Linked DNA regions of Homo sapiens: region 2 is linked to region 1. Evidence: read pairs that join two places in POLR2A ChIA-PET (ENCODE). Cell type or tissue: HCT116. All regions are shown on one strand. Each heading gives the region's core, and the rest is flanking DNA. Links, peaks and the distances in the headings are about the cores only.

Evidence for each region. ChIA-PET counts read pairs that join two places held together with the same protein. Peaks named below come from ENCODE experiments on the same cell type or tissue, not always from the same donor. Only the 100,000 strongest peaks of a DNase experiment are listed, where the experiment ranks them.
Region 2: POLR2A ChIA-PET joins it to region 1 with 8 read pairs; 2 of 35 experiments call an interaction of 5 or more read pairs at or near these places.

What each region holds. Positions count from the first base shown.
Region 1 is chr10:27,770,947-27,782,254 of GRCh38, reverse strand. No RefSeq gene overlaps it. Among named protein-coding and RNA genes, the nearest start is that of MKX, 31 kb to the right of the region's middle. In HCT116, for the core only: no CTCF peak of the experiment used is centred there; no DNase peak of the experiment used is centred there.
Region 2 is chr10:28,078,263-28,089,570 of GRCh38, reverse strand. The region is part of intron 12 of MPP7 (MAGUK p55 scaffold protein 7); the gene reads left to right. Among named protein-coding and RNA genes, the nearest start is that of SNORD130, 11 kb to the right of the region's middle. RefSeq lists an enhancer at 1-764. In HCT116, for the core only: no CTCF peak of the experiment used is centred there; no DNase peak of the experiment used is centred there; H3K27ac peaks cover 7,536 bases.

The sequences.
Region 1 (11,308 bases), core at 2,067-10,066:
GTGGTGAGAGCACTTAAAATCTACTCTCTTAGCAATTTTCCAGAATACAATACATAGTTATTAACTATAGTCACCAGCACTTTGGTCCCAGTACTTTGGGAGGCCAAGCTGGGTGGATCACTTGAGGCAGTAGTTCAAGACCAGTCTGGCCAACATGGTGAAACCCCATCTCTACTAATAATAAAAAAATTAGCTGAGTGTGGTGTCATGCGCCTGTATTCCCAGCTACTCGGGAGGCTGAGGCACAAGAATGGCTTGAACCCGGAAGGCAGAGGTTGCAGTGAGCCAAGATTGCACATCTGCACTCCAGTCTGGAAAACAGGGTGTAATGTTGTATAATAGATCTCTTGAATTTACTCTTCCTATCTACCCAAGGGAAAATCCTCACTGAAGCATGTTAATTATGGCAATCTCATTGCTTAGACAATTTTGGATAGTGAAACATTAGTGTAAATATGCTTCTGAGGGTTGGAAAGATTTCCTCACTTCGAAAAAGTCACGAATATTCTCATTTCTGCCTCAAAAAGCTGTTGTCTGAACGAGACACTGGCAACTGTGACAGCAATTTCAAAATCATGACAAATGGCAGAAATAGCTAAATGGAACTGGAGAGCGAAAAGATGAAGACATCTAAGCCCTTGATGAATCTGCGAGGCACTGAGTTACCTCGCTCTGGAATTCCGTGAAACTCTGACATTCTCAAGAAAGGTTTTTAAAAATGCCTTTAATGTTTAAGCTCCTTTTAACTGGGCTTTCTGTAGCTTGCAGGTGAAGGCATTCTCAGGGATTCAAAAAGAAAACTCTTGTATTTGTCTCCTCATGCCGCCATCATAAAATCCCATACACTGGGTGGTTTTGTATTTACCTCTGTGTAGTTTGAAATTTCTGAGAGAGAAAGTTTTACTTTATAATAAAATAAATTTGTTAAAATGATGGATAAAGAACAATTTTCCTGATTTTAAAATAGAAAGATTCTAATATATCTACCCAAAATGAATGACTAACAATAAGGATATGTGCAGTGGTCTACATAAGACATACCTATATCTAATTTTCATGTTAATTTCAGATGGATGTATCAGTAATAGGTCACATTTTGTCAGATATACATAAGTTATTATAATCACTTCACATCTAAGTTTAGAGAAAACAAAATGTCAAATTCAATGCAAAAGATGTGAGACGTGCTTTGAAGCTTTTGAGAGTATTTTGACATTTTATTTAATTAATAAACTCAGATATTTCACAACATTGGCAAAATAAGTGTTTATATCCATTCTGTTCATGTCAGTTTGTTTCAGACATCTTAGACACTAAACATGGCTTTTAAAGAAAGTCTACTGCAAGAACTTCACCAAGACTGATACCCCAACTCCTTCCAAAAATTGTGGCTATTTCCCTTTTCTCTGTCTCTATCCCATGATGTGGAGGATCAGATTAGTACTCCCAGAAAAGGAGTAGGAGGAATGTAAAACTAGGAAAAGACAAAAATGAATTGGCCTCACCTATGGTTGTAAAAAGAGTAACCAGTTAATCAATAGCAATAATATCCATATGCATCTCAATTTTGATGAAAAATCTGTGACTTTTATTGATGCTAATTTGATTGGTTTTAAGTGCTGTTTTCCTCATAATGTTCCAGAACAAAACATGCTCTTGCTAAATAGCTGCTCTCTTTGCACGCCCCCGCACCCAAGGCCATCAATGACCGAGAAGCCTGGACACAGGCTCTCTCTATTGCGAGAACCTCAAAAACTACAGTGACCCTCCCAGGCGACTGAGACTGAGTCTACAAGGGCCATCCCAGTGGCCTGAACCATCTTGCTTTTATTCTTTAAATAGACCCATGTCTGTGGGGTAACTGTCCTTTTCTGACTCAAAACTTCTTCCAGAGCAATGTGTTTAAGTGTGTCCTACAAAAGAGGGGAGTACTTTTACCCACAAAATGGGTCAGTCAATTTAACAAGTGGGCATCTTTTGAGATATTTCAGAAATCGAGCTGGAGTTTTTCAAAGCAAGGAAATTTGGTATCGGTGCCAAGGGAGAGGATTTAACTTCTTTTTCTTACTAGTTTTTCCTTCTCTTCTTTTTATCACTATACTTCTCCTGCAACATTCCTTGAGGAAGTCGTGCTCATAAAAGACACATTCTGGTTACCTACTGGCCTCTGTGAAAGCAAACTGTGTAGTCACGACAGATCCATCTAGACAGACAAGAAAGGGTCGAAGCTCTGCAACATTTAAGGTCTCTGATCACCAAAAGGAGGCAACGATTTAAGCAATGGAAAACCCTCATCCTGCCCGGATGGATGACGGGGTTCCGAATGGCAGGCCTTATAGACGGTGTGTGAAAACTATCCCAGGGAGCTTACGAGTTTCTTCCAGGTTTAAAGGGCCTGTTAACACTGAGCCACATGAAAAAATAATACTCCGGAGGGTTTTTCCCTCCTCTCCGTGATGTGATTAACATCTGAAACTACTCAAATTATGCTCCAATGAGGAAAACTTAAACAAGAAAAAGTTCCCTTGAGCATTAAAAGAATCCACTTGTTTTGTAATCTGCACTTTTATTCCCAGAAGCCCTTTCATTCCAGGTCTAATTCTGCGGGATCTTCAAGTCCTGCATACTTTGATGTTAGTATCAATCTTATTGGTGGACAGTCACAAGTTTTTGAAGTATTTTGAAAGCAGTTTCCTGCTAATAGCACAGACACATGAGCTTTGCATGTCAATCCTTTGATGGGGAAAATATCTGACTGGATTTGGACACTCACAGTTTTGCTTATAGTTACTCTGCCAGGTTTCATCATCGGAATTTGGCAGTTTATCTTCTTTCTATCTTTCCTTTTTTTTATTTTTTAAATTTTTTTCTCTTTTGATCTCTACATGCTTATATAGAATTTTAATTTAATAATCACCTAGGCAAAAGAGATGCTACTTTGAAAATTAATTTTTTTTCAAAGACAGCCAGGCATATAGTAGAAAAATCTGCATGTTGAAGTCAGGCAAGTCAAGTGAGATCCGATGGCTTAAAGAAGCCACCAACCTCTCAGAGTTGCCTCAGTTTACTCATTCCTAAAATGGGGTTAACCAGGACTATTTAAAGCAGAATTTCTAAAACTTTATTCATATATGGAAACTTTAAGGAAAAAAAGATGCCTAGAGTGTTGATTCAAAGTGTTTTCTGATTTAATGTTGCTGAGCTATGCATAAACATAAATCTAGGTATAAGTTCTTTATGCTTATTTTAACTTCTTATACCAATTATATTAGTTGGCTACTATGGAAATAATGCTACATAACTGACAACCCCATAAATCTTGGTAAATTACAAATACAAATATTTGTGTTTTCTATTCACAGTGGGGTTTGGCTGATCTCAGCTGGGCCAGGTGAGGATTAGCACCAGGTTGCAAGTAGATTCAATTCTGCTTCCTCTGTCTTCATTGCAGGATCAGAGGCTACGTGAGGTATGGTTGTTTTGTTTTGTTTTTAATGATGTATCCCAAGACCGCAGAGGCCACGTCAAATTATGAATACACATTTAGAGTCTCTTCCTGTGTCATATTTGCTGATATTCCAGCCAAGTCCAGCCTTAATGGGTCAGGGAAGTATACTCTGCTTACCCTGGGAGAGGTACTGCAAAGACCCATGGCAAAGATCATGGAGGTATAAATCCGTAACAGGGAGAAAGGGAAGGACTGGCAGCAATAGTTCAATCCACAATTTTTCTTAGATTATCATTATTCATGGCCGGGCATGGTGGCTCACGCCTGTAATCCCAGCACTTTGGGAGGCCAAGCGGAGGTGGATCACCCGAGGACAGGAGTTTGAGACCAGACTGGCCAACATGGCAAAACCCCGTTTCTACTAAAAATACAAAAATTAGCCAGGCATGGTAGTGTATGCCTGTAATCCCAGCTGCTCAAGAGGCTGAGGCAGGAGAATCGGTTGAACCTGGGAGGTGGAGGTTGCAGTGAGCCGAGACCGGGTCACTGCACTCCAGCCTGGGTGACTCTGCCTCAAAAAAAAAAAAAAGATTATAATTATTCACTTTGCTCCTATATGTGATGTACTTCCCCTGCCCCTCAAGACACACCACAAGCCTTAACCAGTCATGGCATGGGGCTCAAAGTTCAGAATCTTGTGCTCGTCACTGAGATGTGGCTCTTCTTGATTGAGATATTCATAAACTAAAAAGACAAGGTATCTGTCAGCCTATATTCCCAACATACAAGGGTGAAACAGGGTTGAGGAATAGCAGCAAATGCCCTTCTTTTAAAAGGGGAAGACTGAGAAGATAGATAGTGATTACTGGGCCATAGGAATTCTGAAATCCTGCTATGAGAGTATTGACCAGTTTCCCCACTGGGGCAGGGATTGTTCTTTGGAGCAATGCCCCAATCCACTGTTCTCCATGTCCTAGCTCTGTCTCTGGCACAGCCTTCCTTTTCCATTATTTTTCCTGGCCACATCTGAAAAGAGTACAATCATCCCTCGGTATCCATAGGGGATTGGTTCCAGGACCCCCTCTCTTTGGATGCCAAAATCTGTGGATGCTCAAGTCCCTGATAGAAATGCCCTAGGATTTGCATATAACCTGCACACATCCTCTTACATACTTTAAATCATCTCATAGGTTACGTATAATACCTAATACAATGTAAATGCTGTGTAATAGATGTTACTATGTATAATACCTCATACATAGTAGATGCTATGGAAACAATACTGTGGTTTTTTATTCATTTTTTTATTGCTGCATTATTTTTATTGTTTTCTTTTTCAAATAATTTTGATCCATAATTGGTTGAATCCACCCATGCGGAACCCGTGGATACAGAGGGCCAACTGTATTGGAGGACGTGAGAGCAGCTCTCTCACCCACTTCCTACCTATAGAAAGCTGGGAGCCTAGAGCTCTTTTTTTCATCTCAAAGTCAGTCTCTTAATCTAGCAACATTTTTGCAAATACAGCTCTCTCAAAAACCTGTTAGGTTTTGATGCAGTTAATTTCAGACATTTCCATGTACCAAAAACCACACTTGTAATTCTTTGTGAGGCACATCTCTTTCTCTCTAAACTTTAATTACAAGTACTTTGCGTGCATCAGGCATCAGTGATCCCACTTACTGGTCCACTTAAAAGTTGTTATGTCCAGGGAAAAGTACCTACTGTTAGTTTTGTTGTGACGAGTTTGCGCCTGGATTGTGTCATTTTTCTGAGGCTATTTTCATAAGTCTTTCAAATGCAAGATATTTTTCAATTTTATATTTTACTGATTGAAAATGAGAAACAGCTTTATTCATCAACTCGACAGCTTCTGGAATTTCTAGGCTTGCTACATTCCCTATCAATTTTGCTTGAAAACTGGCCAATTCTTTTCTGAGCTTATCTCTTGTGGCACTTTTTCAAATGCTGAGAATTGCAGCCTGTTCACGTTATCAACATTCTGATTCAGAATCTCCTTGCCAGTGCCACAAGTTCATTAGATAACACCTTTTGCCTTCTCGGTCATCAAAAATGATAGTTTTGCCCAAATATTTCACTGCCCCATGGTGTTACAGTAGGTCGTCAGGCAGACATATGTAGGGCAGGAGAGGGCCCCCCACCAGGAATCTCAAGTGACCATCAGGTGATGGTCAGGCCATTGTTAACCATCTCTCTAAAAGAATGATTGGCTGCAGATGGTGCCAGGAAAAGGCAGTCTCCCAATAGATAGAAACACCTGAAATATGATCAGCAGCTTCCTGATAAGATCTCGGGAGTCGGGTGAGCGGGCTCAAGCATGCACACTAAGAGGCAAAATGGCAGAGTTTACCAGGTAAATGACCTTCTTCTAGGAACCCTTGGCTGGTAAGGAAAGAACGCCTCAAGTGAGCATGCATACAACTCCAGTAAACACACTGCACGCTCACCTCCCAAGTGTTGGCAGGCCACTGTGCATGTAGACATCCCACCCCAAAGGAAGAATCAGGAAAGAAGGGATGCAAGACCCCAGAAGTATGCCAATGTATAAGATCCCAAGTCAAAGGTCCAAACATGTCCTTGAACTCTCGTCACCTGCTTGGCCCTCTTCCAAGTATACTTTTCTTCCTTTTGTTCCTATTCTAAAGCTTTTTAATAAACTTTCACTTCTGCTCTAAAACCTGTCTTGGTCTCTCCCTCTGCCTTATGCCCCTCAGTCGCATTCTCCCTTTTGAGGAGGCAAGAATTGAGGTGGCTGAAGATCCGCACCGATTCACCACTGCTAACAATGGTACAGGTTGTCTTGTTTTCCAGCCTCCTGTAACATTCTGTTTTCTCTAAGGTGAGGTATTGCAAAGTCTAGACAAAGGGCTTGGTTGTAGAATCCTATAATGGAGACGGAGTAAAAAATGGAGGAGAATAATTTACCACACTGATATAAATCAAAGCAAAAAAATGAAACTCAAAGAAACAGTATTAACTTAATGTGACACTGTTGTCTTATATCAAATCATAGCTCAAAATATGAATATGATGCATGTTCTTTGGGATATGACTTTACTACATGTGCCAGATAATAACTAAAATATCTTAGCACTATTCTGTATTTGAACTCCTGCAAAGCCATCATTGATTTCATACACAATGAGGTTGTCTTGACCAAAATACCTCATATTATATGAAATGAATGTATATGCATGTCATTTATATATTAAGTCTGGCTTTGTGCCTTTCTCATGAGCATACTTCAGTTAAAGTAGCACAATGGACTACTTTGTGTGACACTCTCATTATAAGTGTTGATTATAAAGTAATCTTTCTGATGATTCAGAATATGTTCACATTAACCAGGCTCATATTATTTCTGACATGAAACACAAGCATTTTTCAATCTTACCACTCATGTACTACTGAGAATATGGTCTGTAGATCCCTAAGCTGAGAACATTGATCTGTAAGGTTATTGGGGGTTTTAAATGACATGACATTGTTTAAAGAGCTTAGCACAATACCTGAGTAAGTGCTCAATAACTTTTAGTTTCCTTCCCTTCCCTTTTCACTTTATAGATTAGAGTTTCATAGTCCACTGTGAGCATTAATTTGTCCAGCTCTGCCTTCAGGTGGAACATCTGTATAAATCCAGCTTTGTGAGTATTTTTAAACTGAGAGATTTCCCATCTGTTTTGGAGTTATAGCAGCCCACATTAGCCTCACTTGAGCTCTTAATGATATATGTGTGATGAAAACAAGACGTTTTAATATGTAAGTATTCATAGCCTCCTTCATTCCTGTCTGTGCAGATTCTACCCCTCCCCCCACAGTCTTAGGAATTCTTTCTTTGCCAGTCTAGTTCTTGGTATTTTTGTAATGCAAAATTAGGAGGCAGGGAGAGCAACTGGGCCAGAGATGCCTGAAGAAAAGGGAAAGGATTTTTGCTTTCTGGGTCGGCCCTGGGTTCTCTATTGTGCAGAATCCAGGTAATGAGCAAAGCAGAGATGAAACTATAAAAAGAAGCCTAATTCCAAATTGATATAAATAAGAAAGATTTTGAGGTGGAGGCAGGAGGAAGAAGACAGAAAAGCCATGCTAGATTGATGTTGGGAGAATTTGGAAAGTTTAGGGAGAGTCTGCAACAAATATGGAGCTTGTGGAAGAGAGATGATATTTCCGAAAGTATTTTTGTGGGTTATAACACAGATCCCCTTTAAAACTGAGAAATACACATAAAATATTAAAATTCCTTCTAAGTTACTGCTATGGTTTGAGTGTTTGCACCCTCCCAAACTCATGTCAAAATTTATTTCCCATTGTAACAGTAAAGGGTTGAGACCTTTAAGAGGTGATTAGGCCATGAGGGCTCTGACCTCATGAATGGATGGATTAATGGCATTTTCTTAGAAGTGGGCTTTTATAAAAGGATGAATTTGCCTCTTCTGGTTCTAATGCTCTTTAGTTCTTTCTGTGCGTGTCTCTTTCTCCCATATGATGCCTTCTGCCATTGTATGACACAGCAAAAAAGCCCTTGCCAGATGCCACTCCATCTTGGACTTCCCAGGCTCTAAAACCATGAGCCAATAAATTTCTGTTCACCATAAATTACCCAGTCTGTGCTATTCGACTTTAGCAGCACAAAATTGACCAAGTTACTTTTGGCTGCTGGAGTCTAGATTTCCTCAGATGAGACAATATACTAAGACCTATTCATATGAACAATCCCTCTACACACACACACACACACACACACACTCACTCCACACACACATACTCTTTGTATTTGGATTATATACAGTCCTTCCTAACTAAACAGCATCAGGATTACATATTTATTACTATATAAAGTTTGACAAAATTACCAGGTTCATTTTCTGGAGTGTGTTCTGTGTATTTAGTTTAAGATTTTCATATAAACATTCTTTCCAAGAATGGAAAGTTAATAATATTTATATCACTTGTGTTTCACTGTTTGTCCGACTTCAAAATGCATTTTGAAACTTTTAGGCAAGTTTATACACACACACAGAGTCACACAGTGTGGAAGATAGCTAATTTATCCCCAGGTCCCCCTCCCTCTAGCCCACATAGCTAGAGACTGCATTCTCAGCCTCCCTTGCAGGTCGTTGGCCATTGGACTAGGTTTGTGCCAGTGGAAAGTGAGCAGAAGTGACTGTGCAAGTTCTGCTGCAGGTGCTTAAGAGAAAATTGCTTGCTCTCTAGATTCATTTATTATCCCTTTCTGGTAGGCTAAATTATGGATGATAACCTGAGCCAGTTTCAACCATCTGGATGAGAACAATATCATAGGAGCAATAACATAGAAGGAAGCCAGGTCCTGACTCAATCTTTTGCCCATCCAAGCTGGTTAACCACTTCTTTCCAGACTGTGTGAGAGAGAAGTACACTTCTATTATGTTTGAACCAGTGATGTATAGAAGTATCTGCTATTGCAGTTTAGCCTACACCATAATCAATACACCTAGAAAATGTTGCTTTCAATGCGACAAAACCAAAAATACTCAAGTGGGACTTAACTAAACTAAAAATGCTTCTGCAAAGCCACATAAATAATCCACAGAGTAAACAGAAAACCTGTAGAATGGGAGAAAATATTTGCAAATTATGCCTCTGCAAAAAAACACTAATATCCAGAATCTACAAGACACTCAAACCACTCAACAACAACAAATAACCCCATTAAAAAGGGGGCAAAAAACCATCAACAGACATTTCTCAAAAGAAGATATGCAAGCAGCCAACAAACAATTGAAAACTTGATCAACATCCACTAATCATCAGAGAAATGCAAATTAAAACCACGAGATACTATCTAATACCAGTCAGAATGGCTATAATTAAAAAGTCAAAAAACAACAGATGTTGGTGTAGATGCAGAGAAATTGCATTCACAATTTGCAATTAGGAGAAATGTAAACTAGTACAGCCTCTATATAAAATGGCATGGAGATTCCTCAAAGAACTAAAAATAGAGCTACCACTCAACCCTGCAATCCCACTACTGTATATCTACCCAAAGGAAAAGAGACGATTATATTAAAAAGACTTCTGCACTCATATACTTATTACAACACCATTTACAATAGCAAAGGCATGAAATCAACCTAAGTGCTCATCAATGGATGACTAGATAAAGAAAATGTATATATACACCATGGAATAGTATACAGCCATAAAAAGAGAATAAAATCATGTCTTTTGCTACAACATGGATGAAGCAGGAGGTCATTATCCTAAATGAAATAACTCAGAAACAGAAAATCAAATAATGCGTGTTTTCACTTATAAGTGGAAGCTCAATGATGTGTACACATGGACATAAAAAATGGAAACCATAGACACTAATAATAGTGAGATCTGGGCTCAAACTTCACCATTACTCAATATACACAGGTAGCAAACCTGCATGTGTGCCTCCCGAATCTAAAATAATTTTTTTAAAAAAGAAAATGTTGCTTTCAATTTAAGGAGTTATTGACTAATGGACAATATAACATATATACTCTTCTCTGTATTGTGCAAAAATAAAATCTTTTACAGTAAAAAAATCATTGGAGGTCATGTTTGGAAATTACTATTCACTGATAGGAAAATTAATCTCTTTCTGTACAGTTATGTTGTGATTAAAGTTGAGATGGTCAAAACTAGAGCAAACAAGAGTTGCTAGAGCAACTAGAGCAAACAAACTGGTAGATGCACTATGTTATAGCAGTCATTCACTTACTTATAAAAAACACTGAAAAAATTTCAACTTCTAGTCCAGCATATTCAGAGCTCGGATGTCATCTCTCTTGGGAAAATAAGCTCCACAAACTGAAAACCAGCAACTCTTCTTAGATCCATCATAGAACTGAGATCACAAGGCAAAAACACTGCCCTCAAAATTGGAGAGATAGACAGGTGGATACAGAGAATTCCATCACACGAGGGAGGAAATTCAAGCAGAAACCTCCCTGGGCACCAGAACCAGGGTAGGAAAGCCTAAGTATAATTGACAAATTGCTGGAGGCTCAGTCTGGACAAGTTTGAGAATTAAAAACTCCTGGGGACCTGGTCTTAGAAGGAATGGGGAGCACTTTCAGGAATTTTACCTCTAAGAGCACTCAAGTTTCTCACAGTTAACATCTCAGAAAAAACTCCTCCTGCTTCCAGCAGGGTGTGAGGAAAGTAGCCATTGTGAAATAACACACAGCAAAGACAACCCCAAAGAGAAACTACTTTGTGAGAGCCTAACCTACTGAGGTTTTTCTAAACCCCAAATGATGTAGAGGAAAGGAAATCTCCAACTCCAGCCCCATCTAACCTTCCTGTCTAACCACGGCGTGGTGGTGGTGGGGGACATGAGAAGCACTTGTGAAAGTCGCAGCCCAGGGGCACAGGCTCATTTCAAGACTGAGACCTCCCCCACAGGACTAGAGGAAGCCTCCCCTCTCGACTCCTTATCTTCACACCAGTTGGGCTCCAGTATCACACAGGGGAATACAACTGAAAGAAGTGAGAGTCTCAGATGATATTTCAAGTGTAAGTCTCTAAGGGAAACCTGGAAAATACTGAGTGCCCACTATATACCAGCCAATAGCTTATCTGCCAAAGATACAGTGGTGTTAAACAAAAGCTGTCCTTTCATTGAGCTTACGTGGTAGTAGAGAAAAAAAGACCATAAACAACATAATTTCAATTAGAGGTAAGCGGTATGCAGAGACTAAGAGAAGGGAAGGCCTGGCCAGGCACAGTGGTTCATGCCTGTAATCCCAGTGCTTTGGGAGGCTGAGGTGGGAGGATTGCTTGAGGCCTGGAGTTCAAAACCAGCCTGGGCTGCATAGAGAGACT
Region 2 (11,308 bases), core at 1,780-9,779, 310 kb before region 1:
CCTCCCCTTCAACACCTTTTGTCTTGTCTCTGAAACAAAATCTTTAGTTTTTTGTACGTAATTGACTTGCAGAGACTTTTAAGACATTTCTGAAGAACGGTACTGTCGTTTTAGTGGAACCTTTGTCAAGTGGGGATAGCAAACACTGTTGTAATATATGAAGCATACATCAGGGCAATTAAATAATAGAAGTGAATATTTTTGAACACAATGCAAGTTCGTTTCAAAGCATTTTGAGGCAGCAGCATGGTACAAGCTTCAGATGGCATTTAGACCTTCAGTGAAATAAAGTATTACAGCAGAGTTCTAGGATATTTCAAGCTAGAGAGTCAGCAAAGTCGCTTTAAAGTTGATAATTGGCTGGGTGCCGTGGCTCACACCTTTAATCCCAGCACTTTGGGAGGCCAGGGTGGGAGGATCACTTGAGGTCAGGAGTTTGAGACCAGCCTGGCCATCATGGTGAAGCCCCATCTCTACAGTGAAGCCCCATCTCTACATTGAAGCCCCATCTCTACAAAAATACAAAAATTAGCCAGGCGTGGTAGCACAGTCCTGTAGTCCGAGCTACTCAGGAGGCTGAGGCAGAAGAATCCCTTGAACCTGGGAGGTGGAGGTTGCAGTGAGCCAAGATCGCGCCACTGCACTCCAGCCTGGGTGACAGAGCGAGACTCTGTCTCAAAATAAAAAGGCAGTTAATAAAGGAATGTGGGTATTTTCACAAACATCGATTGCCTTGACTCAGATTTGCATCCTAGCATCTATCTTGTGCACCCTTCACAGATGTGAGTAGCCACAAGCTCCATGTATCTTCACTTCATCCTCAATGCATTTCTTTAAAAATGTAGCGAGAGATATTTAAACTTCCAGGATCAAAGCCAATGATTTTAGAAAAGTTTTGGAGTAGAAGAGCATGGTGTCTCTTAGTGTTAGTACATTCTCACACTGCTATAATTACCTGAGACTGGGTAATTTATGAAGAAAAGAGGTTTAATTGACTCACAGTTCCACAGGCTATATAGGAAGCATGACTGGGAGCCCTCAGGAAACTTAACAAGCATGGCAGAAGGTGAAGGGGAAACAGGAGCGGGCTTCACATGGCAGCAGGGGAGAGAGAGAGTGAGAGCGACAGGGGACGTGCCACATACTTTTAAACCATCAGATCTCCTGAGAACTCATTATCGTGGGAATATCATGGGAGAAATCTACCTCTGTGATCTAGCTACCTCCCACCAGGTCCCTCCCCCAGCATTGAGAATTACAGTTCAACATGAGACTTGGGTGGGGACACAGAGCCAAACCATATCACTCTTGTTAATTGTTCTTTTATAAACTCGTGATGATACTTATGGAAATGAGAATCAATGGAGAACCTGAGAATTACCCCATCTTAGTAAGATGGAGTCCTTTGAAAGGTTACAACCCATGCTGTTCATTGAGAAATGGTGGGTGACTCATGGGAAATGATGCAATTTCTCACATCTGTAGGTCCTGGAAGTGAACACTAGCATCATTACATATTAAGATTGTTTGCATTATTTTGAAACACATATTCACATACTTCAAAAGAAATTCAAAATTTCCTTTATTAATAATGTCCACATCTCCTAATTCATTTATACTGAGCCTCCTCAAGGAGGAGGAGGAAGAATTTATTTATAGCTTACAGTGCCCTGCTTCTCATCCTTATAGAGGTGTGCTGAGAGAACATGCATTTCCCAGCTCAATGGGGCTACCTGAGACCTCCTGCTCCTCTCCCACCTCACTGTCCCTTCTGTGCTGCCTCCTTCACCAGCACAGATCACAGCAACATCTCTTCTGTCCCTGTTGCCTCTTCTCCTCAGCCAAGGGGAAAGACATGTAATAAAATGGCATTGAGGCTGGGCGCAGTGGCTCATGCCTGTAATCCCAGCGCTTTGGGAGGCTAAGCCAGGAGGATCACTTGAGGTCAGGAGTTCAAGACCAGCCTGCCCAACATGGCAAGACCCTGTCTCTACTAATAGTATAAAAATTAGTCAGGTGTAGTGGCAGGCGCCTGTAGTCCCAGCTTCTTGGGAAGCTGAGGCACAAGAATTGCTTGAACCTGGGAGGCAGAGGTTGCAGTGAGCTGAGATTGCATCACGGTACTCCAGCCGGGGCAACAGAGCAAGATTCTCTAATTAAAAAAAGAAAGAAAGAAAAAAAAAGGCATGTGTTAGTCTGTTGTGTGTTGCTGTAAAGGAATACCTGAGATTGGGTAATTCATAAAGAAAAATGATTTGTTTGGCTGATGGTTCTAATAGCTGGAAGTTTGGGCATCTGGCGAGGGCCTCATGCTGCTTTGACTTGTGGAAGGCGAAGGGAATCCTGTGTGTGCAGAGATCACGTGGAGAGAGAGGAAGCAGGAGTGGTGGGATGTCAGGCTGTTTTTAACAACCAGCTTTCTTGGGGGACAAATAGAGTGAAAACTCACTCACTGCCTCACGCCAGGGAGGGCATTAATCTATTCATGAGGGATCTGCTCTTATGACCCAAACACCTCTCCTTGGGCCCCACTTCCAATGCTGGGATCAAATTTCAACACGCAATTTGGGGGGACAAACATCGAGACTATAGCTAGAGGGAAAAATAAAATGGGAAACTTCATTATCTTGGAGGCCACCTCTCCAGATTTGACTCCATCTACACTCTGCCTGGTTTTGTTTGCCTTTCAGAGTCCCTAGGTTGTTGCCTTTTGTGCGCTGTCCAGAGGTTTGGGCTGTATTCAGCGGGGGATAGACTCTGGTGGGCTTTCCCCGATATAGTGGATCTGGAACTCTCTGAAGCTTTAAACTCCTCTGACACAACTTGGCCTTTCTTCATGGGTGTGCCTTAATCAGCCTCCTCAAAACTGTGTAATGGAACCCCAGCCCTACTGGTCAGCAGTTGAAACGGTCGTCAGGACAAAAGAATATCACAGCATCATTCCAGCTACCTTTTGAGGCAAAATAATGCTCCCAGAATTATATATCACCACATTCTATTGTCAGCCAAAAATCATAGAATGACCTGAGGTATTTTCGCTTCTCCTGTCTGAATGCTAATTGTCCTGATCCGTGATCACTGATTGCACTAAAATTCATCTGGCTGAAATCATCAGTAAAGAGATTAATTGTATGCACTTCAGTTGCCCTGTTTCCCCTTTGGCCTTTGGGTTCCTGGTACCCGAATTCTGAATTGAATGTGGACTCTGTTTTGGGGCCAAGTGCTTTGCTTTTTTTCTTTCATTGTTTTCTCTTCTTTCTTTCTTTACTTTCCTTTAAATTCTGGGATACATGTACAGAATATGCAGGTTTGTTACATAGGTATACATGTGCCATATGGTGGTTTGCTGCACCCATCAACCCGTCATCTAGGTTTTAAGCCCTGCATGTATTAGGTATTTGTCCTAATGCTCTCCCTCCCCTTGCCCCCACCCCGCAGGCCCTGATGTGTGATGTTCCCCTCTCTGTGTCCATGTGTTCTCATTGTTCAACTTCCACTTATAAGTGAGAACATGCGGTGTTTGGTTTTCTGTTCCTGTGTTAGTTTGCTGAGAATGATGGTTTCCAACTTCATCCATGTCTCTGCAAAGGACATGAACTCATCCTTTTTTATGGCTGCATAGTATTCCATGGTGTATATGTGCCACATTGTCTTTATCCAGTGTATTATTGATGGGTATTTGGGTTGGTCCCCTCCCTTTTCTCACTTTATTTTTTAATTCCCAGCAGAATCCTAAAGCCTTTTTTTTCTAGCCCTGTGATATCAATCCTATTGCAATGACTGCTGTTTCTGTCTCCTGTTTGAAATTCCTTAAGTTTGATTCCTGATTCTCAGAGATTTCCCCTTTGTCTTCCAACAGGGATATTCCCTCGACATAGTCCTAAACTGGAGATGCTAAATACTGATGCTCCCAAGTGGCACAGTCAGTGAACGTTTATATTGCCTTTGATAGGTGCTTCTGCCAATGAGTGTTTCCTCATTCTCTATAGATTTCCAGGCCTTAAGTAAATAATTAATTGCATTGCTTCAATGACAACCAAAATATCTGTTTGAACTTCTTAGGTTTCTCTGCTACTAAGATCTAACTGTCATGTTTCACTACCCTCTGCTGTTCCCAACTCCTTTCAAACAGTCTCAAGCAAGTTTTTAAATTTTAACTTGTTTTTAAGAGGGTCCTGTCCTTCCTCCATGCTATATAATAACAGTAACTAAGAGCTATGAGTGTATTCCTTCAGTCCTCATCATGACTACATGGTAAATACTCTTATTATTCCCTGTTTTACAGATGAAGAAACTGAAGCACAGAGAGAAGTAGGTAACTTGTCTAAGATCCTGAAGCATTAAGTTACAGAACCGATTCAGACCCCAGCAGGTGGACACCAGAACCCTACTTCTTATCTTACTGTAGAATATGGCTTCCAATCTTAAAATTAGGGCAGTACTTGACACTGTGCTGGATCTAAATATCTTACTTTTTAAAAAATCTCCTTGATTAAAGGACTGTTCATTCATTTTCCTGACAGATACCTCCTTGCTTTGTGAAAGTTTAGATGTGAGTCTAGTGAAAGCGTTTATGTTCACTTGAATCCTGCCCACGTCTACAACTTGAGTTTCCAATGTAGGTCTCCCTAGGTCAGTTCAATAGGCTTGGTGGGCTCACCTCTCTCTTTCCTACACGCTAATTCTGCACACTGTCTAGGCAGGGTTTCTTACTGCACCTGTCATTACTATTTCACTGCCCTGCTCCTTAAAATTTTTCAATAAATTCCTAAAGTGCTGATTTTCCTGGTCTTTCCCTCTCAAATTTGTTCACATTTCCCATGGTCAACCTGGGATAAGTCTTCCACTTACCACGAAAGGTTATATTCATAATCTGTCTACTGCCTTCAGAGTTCAGAGATTGTCTCTCAATAGTTTTTTGATTGCCATAGATAGAGGTAGTCTTGGAGAATATACAGAGGGAGGAGCTCCTGCCCTTCTCCTCTGACCTCCAGACCCTATTCCAGGGCTTGTCAGATTTAACATGCATTCTGGTCACCTGGAGGTCTTGTTAAGATGCAGTTTCTAATCTGGTAGCCTGAGGTGGGGTCAGAGAGCCTGCATTTCTAACAAGCTCCCAGATGATGCTGTTGCTGCTGGCCTGATTAATTAGGGTACATTTTGCTTTTCCCCTATTGCTGCTGGTTCAGATGCAGATGCTGTGAGGTCTGGTGCTGTGCACACAGGGAGAAGCCTTGTTGCTCTGTTTGAATGGGTTCAGTTGCCATTGCCTTCTTTGGTTAGTGATTGTGAATTGGCTGCCATTTATTTTGATTTTCTACTTTTCTTGGCATTGTATTTCAGTTTTGTGCTTTCTCATGTATGCCTTATAATGATGGCTTAGAAACTTTTGGTTTCCTCTTAATCTTTCTGCTGTTCAGGATTTGCTCAGCAATATTTCAGGTTTTGGCTTGTCTGTTTTGATCAACAGATTTGTTATGATTATTAGCCTTTAGTCTGAAATTCCTCTAGGAAAATTAACTTTATGTGAAACTCTTTAGCCCCTAACACGTTCTTTTCCTATTTTGGAGCAATTGCTGGTATAAGGCAGTATTTCTTAAATCTGTGACAATTGGATTATAACAGAACAGACTTAATGGAGAATATTCATTTTATTCTTTTTGTCATGTTAGATCACATTTTCTCTTCAGGCGAATTGTATTTCCTGTGTCTCTATATAAAAAATAGAGTAAAGGCCAGGTGCGGTGGCTGATGCCTGTAATCCCAGCACTCTGGGAGGCCGAGGCAGGCAGATCACTTGAGGTCAGGAGTTCGAGACCAGCCTGGCCAACATGGTGAAACCCTGTCTCTACTAAAAATACAAAAATTAGCCAGGTGTGGTGTCGGGCGCCTGTAATCCCAGCTACTCGGGAGGCTGAGGCAGGAGACTCACTTGAACCCAGGAGGCAGAGGTTGCGGTGAGCTGAGATCATGCCAGTGCACTTCAGCTTGGGGAACAAGAGCGAAGCTCCATCTCAAAAAAAAAAAAAAAAAAAAAAGAGGAAGAAAATCATGTAAGCATGGTATATTAATGCAAACTTCTTAGTAATAGTTCTACTAAAGAAAAGATCTAGAAACTTTCCAGAATCAAGAATGCCTGTACAGCTGGAGGCTTGGAAATTTCAGCCCCCTGGTGTCATTAACAGAACATTCCACCTCTACCCCACTGTGGCCTGTGTACAGCACGACACTGTACAGTGGGATCTGGTGATGGCCAAGGCGGTTTTATGTAACTGTCCTTCAGAAGTATTCCCTATTATTTGCTTTCTTCTTTGTATTCCTTACTCAGAAACCCTTTCAGCTTATGTGTATGGCACATTGGAAGTATCAGAAGCTTAGAGCCTGTTACGTGGAGAAATCCCCATCTCTTTATATCCTGTGAGGCAGGATAATATAGAAGATGAGAGATGAGCCTCTGGGACAAGATGGCTGCCTTCCAGTCCTGTGATGCCCTTCAGTAGTCACATGACACGGGAACAATTCAAATTTTCTCTGGGCTTCAGTTATTCATCTGAAAATTTGAGATAATAAAAACACCTACTTTCTAGGTTTGTTTTGAGGGTTAAACAAAATAATCTGTGCAAAGATGCAGGCCAATTCATGCACCTAGTATGGTTTTAATAAGAAATATTTATTGCCCAGCATAGTGGTGCATGCCTGTGGTCTCAGCTGTTCGGGAGACTGAGGCAGAAGGATCACTTGAGCCCAGGAGCTCAAGACCAGCTAGATACAGTGAAACCTCGTCTCTAAAAATAAAAAAAGAGACTGAGCGCAGTGACTCACACCTGAATTCCCAGCGCTGAGGGAGGCTGAGGCAGGGAGAGTGCTGGAGGCCAGGAGTTCAAGCCCAGTCTGGGCAACATAGTGAGACTCCATCTTTATAAAAAACAAAACAAAATAAAATAAAATTAGCCAGGCAAGGTGGTGTGTGCCTGTAGTCCCAGCTACTTGGGAAGCTGAGATGAGAGGATTGCATGAGTCAGTGAATTAGAGATTACAGAGAGCTGTGGTTATACCACTGCACATTCTGGGCTGGGCAACAGAGTCTAAAAGAAGAAGGAGGAGGAGGAGGAAGGATAAGGAAGGAGGAGGAAGGAGGAGAAGGAGAGAAGGAGGAGGAGGAGAAGGAGAAGAAGGGGAAGAAGAAGGAAGAGGAGGAGGAGGACTTACATATTAACTAAACATAATAAGATAAACATGAAATGTTCAAATATCAGTAGGCTTCTACTGGTTTTGAACCTCAGTGTTAAAACACTTATTAGATTATCTAGAAGTTTATCATCTGAAATAGGTAATGAAGCCATGGACACAAATTTTGGAAATTCTGGGTTATTCCTGAATTAACTGTTTACTGTTTAGTTTATGATTATAGAAACGTTGTATACATAGGAATTTATTTCCTTGGCTCCTACAATGTGTATTTATGTAGGAAGATGGAAAAAGTATAAGTGTCATAGTCCTCCTTGGAAATAATTTCTGGCTGGGTGCAGTGGCTCATGCCTGTAATCCCAGCACTTTTTGGGAGGCTGAGGCAGGTGGATCACCTGAGGTCAGGAATTCAAGACCAGCCTGGCCAACATGGTGAAACCCGTCTCTACTAAAAATACAAAAATTAGCCAGATGTGTTGGCAGTCACCTGTAGTCCCAGGTATTTAGGAGTCTGAGGCAGGAGAATCACTTGAACCTGGGAGTTGGAGGTTGCACTGAGCCGAGACTGTGCCACTGAGTGACAGAGCAAGACTCTGTCTCAAAAAAAAAAAAAAGAGAATAATTTTTTGCCCAGTGTTTCCAAAGCCATTGGGAAAAGTGACACTTGCTTTGAAACCGTTTCATAAATATTGTTGAGAAAATACAAAATATTATTTTTCTATATTATCATAATGCTATATGGTTTTTATTCTTATATTTAATGATCAAGAAATAATAATAGACCAAGTTGTTACCATGGCAAAAATACAATAATGGAGGACTTTGAGCTGTGATCAGAAGTATTATAATTTTCTCTTCATTTTGAAAATGTATTCTTCTTAAGCCTCATTTTAGCCACCAAAACATCTCAATGACAGTTTCTGTTAAATTTCCTTCTGCATTTAAAAGCATTTTCTAGAAAGTATGTTGAAACCAAATGTCAGGCTTTTAATACATTTTCCTACATGACAAGTCTTATCTTCAGTGAAACCCAACTTTTTGAAAAGTAAAGTAATAAAGTCAAATAATGTGTGTGTGGGTGAGGGAGGGAGCAGGGAGAAGACTTAGGTGTTAAAAAGCAACTAAAACACTTTTCACGTTTAAGCCAAAACAAGAGCAAAAATTCATCTTGTGGATATTCAGACAATTTGCGACTTGTTCTGTCTGGCTGGGAGGTACAAGAGAAACTAATAATAAATCTTTCTGTATATTTCACATTTTTAGCTTGAGCATCAGTACTATTCTGCTCTCCTTTGTGCTGAATCTTATGTGCTGCCCAAAGACTGCTTGCAGAGGTAATTTGAATAAACAGGCATTTATTATAAGACTGTCACTATTTTTTCATAAAACTGTGGCATAACACAAAGCCTCCCACATAAAGCAGAGTGCAAAGTAAGTGCTCAAAACTAAATGTGTTAGTGTGTTTATTAGAATTCTCATATCTTTTGTTGCACTTTGATGGAAGGCTTGTAGAATTAGAGTTGGCTCTGGAGGATTTTATATAGATAACTGTAAAACTGAAAGTCATAATGAAATTCCTGAGAATGTGATGGATTTAAAATTATAACCCTTGTATGTAAAAGGTAAATGTGATCTTCACTGGAGTCACAGTTGGCTTTTTATGCCGTTGGCCAATCTTAAATATTTATTTTCAGACTTCATTTCTGGGCATAAACCACAAATCTGTTCATTCAACTGAGTTTTACGGTGTACCAGCTATGCCAGGCACTGTTCTGAGCACACAAACATTTTTGCCCTTGTGCCATTTATGTTCTAATGGGAGAAGATGGACCAAAACCATATTTATAATAAATTAGTAAGAAATGATAAAATCACTTGTACAGTTGTTAGAAGGCGATAAGTCTATGGAAGAAAGTAAAGTGGAATGGGATAAGGGGAATGGAGAGTTGGGGACACAGACAGGATAGATTTTGAATTGGGAGCTTGGTGGCCCCATTCTGAGCAAACTCTGAAGTAAGGCAGTTTCTCATGCCCCCGTCTACTTAGCCACGGAACACTCAGGGATGATTTTATTTTGACCTCTTAATTTTATTGCACTCTTGTCATAGTTTTGAAGTAGAGTGAGATGAGTATTTTAGTCAGTCTATATAAGCGTAGAGTAAATAGCTGCCTGGAAAAAATGGTGCTCTTTCAATAAGCTTCCCACTTTTTACTTTTCTTTTGTTTTCCTTCCTTCCTTCTTTTCTTTTCTCTTCTTTCTTTTCTTTTTCTTTCCTTTCCTTTCCTTTTCCCCTCCCCTCTCCCTCCCTCCCCCTCCCCCTCCCAATCTTGGCTCACTGCAACCTCTGCCTTCTGGGTTTGAGCCATTCTTCCGCTGGGATTATAGGCACCCCGCACCACACCTGGCTAATTTTTAAATTTTTAGTAGAGATGGAGTTTCACCATGTTGGCCAGGCTGGTCTGGAACTCCTGACCTCAGGTGATGCGCCCGCCTCGGCCTTCCTAAGTGATAGGATTATGCCCATCCATATGCTTATTCTTTATGACTGTCATTTAAAATATACACATGTGCCACATTTCATTGATTTCAGTAATTATTTTCACAATAGTAATACATATTGCTGTTCAAGTAAATGTTTATTCATTCGCTCAGAATGTGCACTAACATGTAAATAAGTACAGAATTGAAGGTTCAAAACACAACGCCTGAGACCATGGCCATTAACAGGTTTTTTGTTTTTTTGTCAGTATAAGAACATTATACCTGGTATTTCAAATCATTCTTTCAGTGCATGTATGGTTTTGGGTGCGCTTCTAGGCGCTGATGTTATTGCCTGAAATCTTTTTCTACTCATTTAGCTTTGTTTTATTTTTTGTTTGTTTTTGTTTTGTTTTTTAGAGAGGATCTTGCTATGTTGCCCAGGCTGGACTCAAACTCCTGGTCTCAGGTGATCTTCCTGTCTCAGCCTCCCAAGTAACTGGGATTACAGGTGCAAACTGCTGCACCTGGCTTGTTTCTTTCTTTTTTTTTTTGTGGTATATGTCTGTATCAGATTTAAAAAAGTAGATTATTTGGGGAGACCATGTTTACAGAATGAAAAACTTGTATGCATCAACTGTGAATTAATTTTGAAAGTATACTGTGCTAGCATTCTAATCAAAATATACTTTTTGTTTTTTATACATAAACATTTGTTACAAATCATAAACACCTAAACATATTTGGGGAATACAAAGAAAATCTGAAACAGAACAATGAAAATACCCTACGTCTCATAATTACATTACATGAAATGAGGCAATAATGTCAACCAATTTCAAGATCATTTGGGGAAAAGGTGTCATGTATGTCTACCTTCTTCTATGTAAATTAAAGCTGAGAATTTGCTATAGATTTTTAACCTTTTTAAGATAAACATAAAAGAATCTTTGCATGTAGTTAACAGTGACTGTTTTCTTAAATTTAAAATCTTAAATAGAAATTGTATTAACATTTTATCGACACCTTAAATGGGCTACGTAACTTTGGTTAAAATGAATGAAACTTTTTATAAAACCATGCAACACATTTGCTTACTTTCAATAAGGAGTTACTAATTAAATGCATAAAAAGGAATTTAAAGTAGTATTATGCTTTTCTAATTATCTTAATTATCCAATTGACACACATTTTTCCCAAGACCTTCACGTAATACAAATTGATACACACAGCTTTATTCTTCCTTTCCAACATGGTTTTATAAATTCTTATGAAATATTTTTTAGATGAAGCAGATAAATACTTACTTACATTTCTGGTTTGGCTATAAACATTCTTTTCAAAGCTAAGAGACACACCAACTTTAGTTTACTGCCTGAATTCCAGATTAATAAGCTCCAAAATCATTTTTAATGTGCCTTTTTGGCTTTTACTTACATATATCATCTTTGTGTTTGATTTTCCTCAGTCCTGAATTGAGAATCCAACACATATGCCCAGTGTCTGTGGCCCAGGCCTGGTCTGCACATCATCCTCATTCAGTTTATATTAGACTTCTCAGAGATTCTGCACAGAGTGAGCTTTGAGATCACCAGATTTGACTTCTGCCACTTTTTGTAGCCTGAATCTCTGCCTATTCCT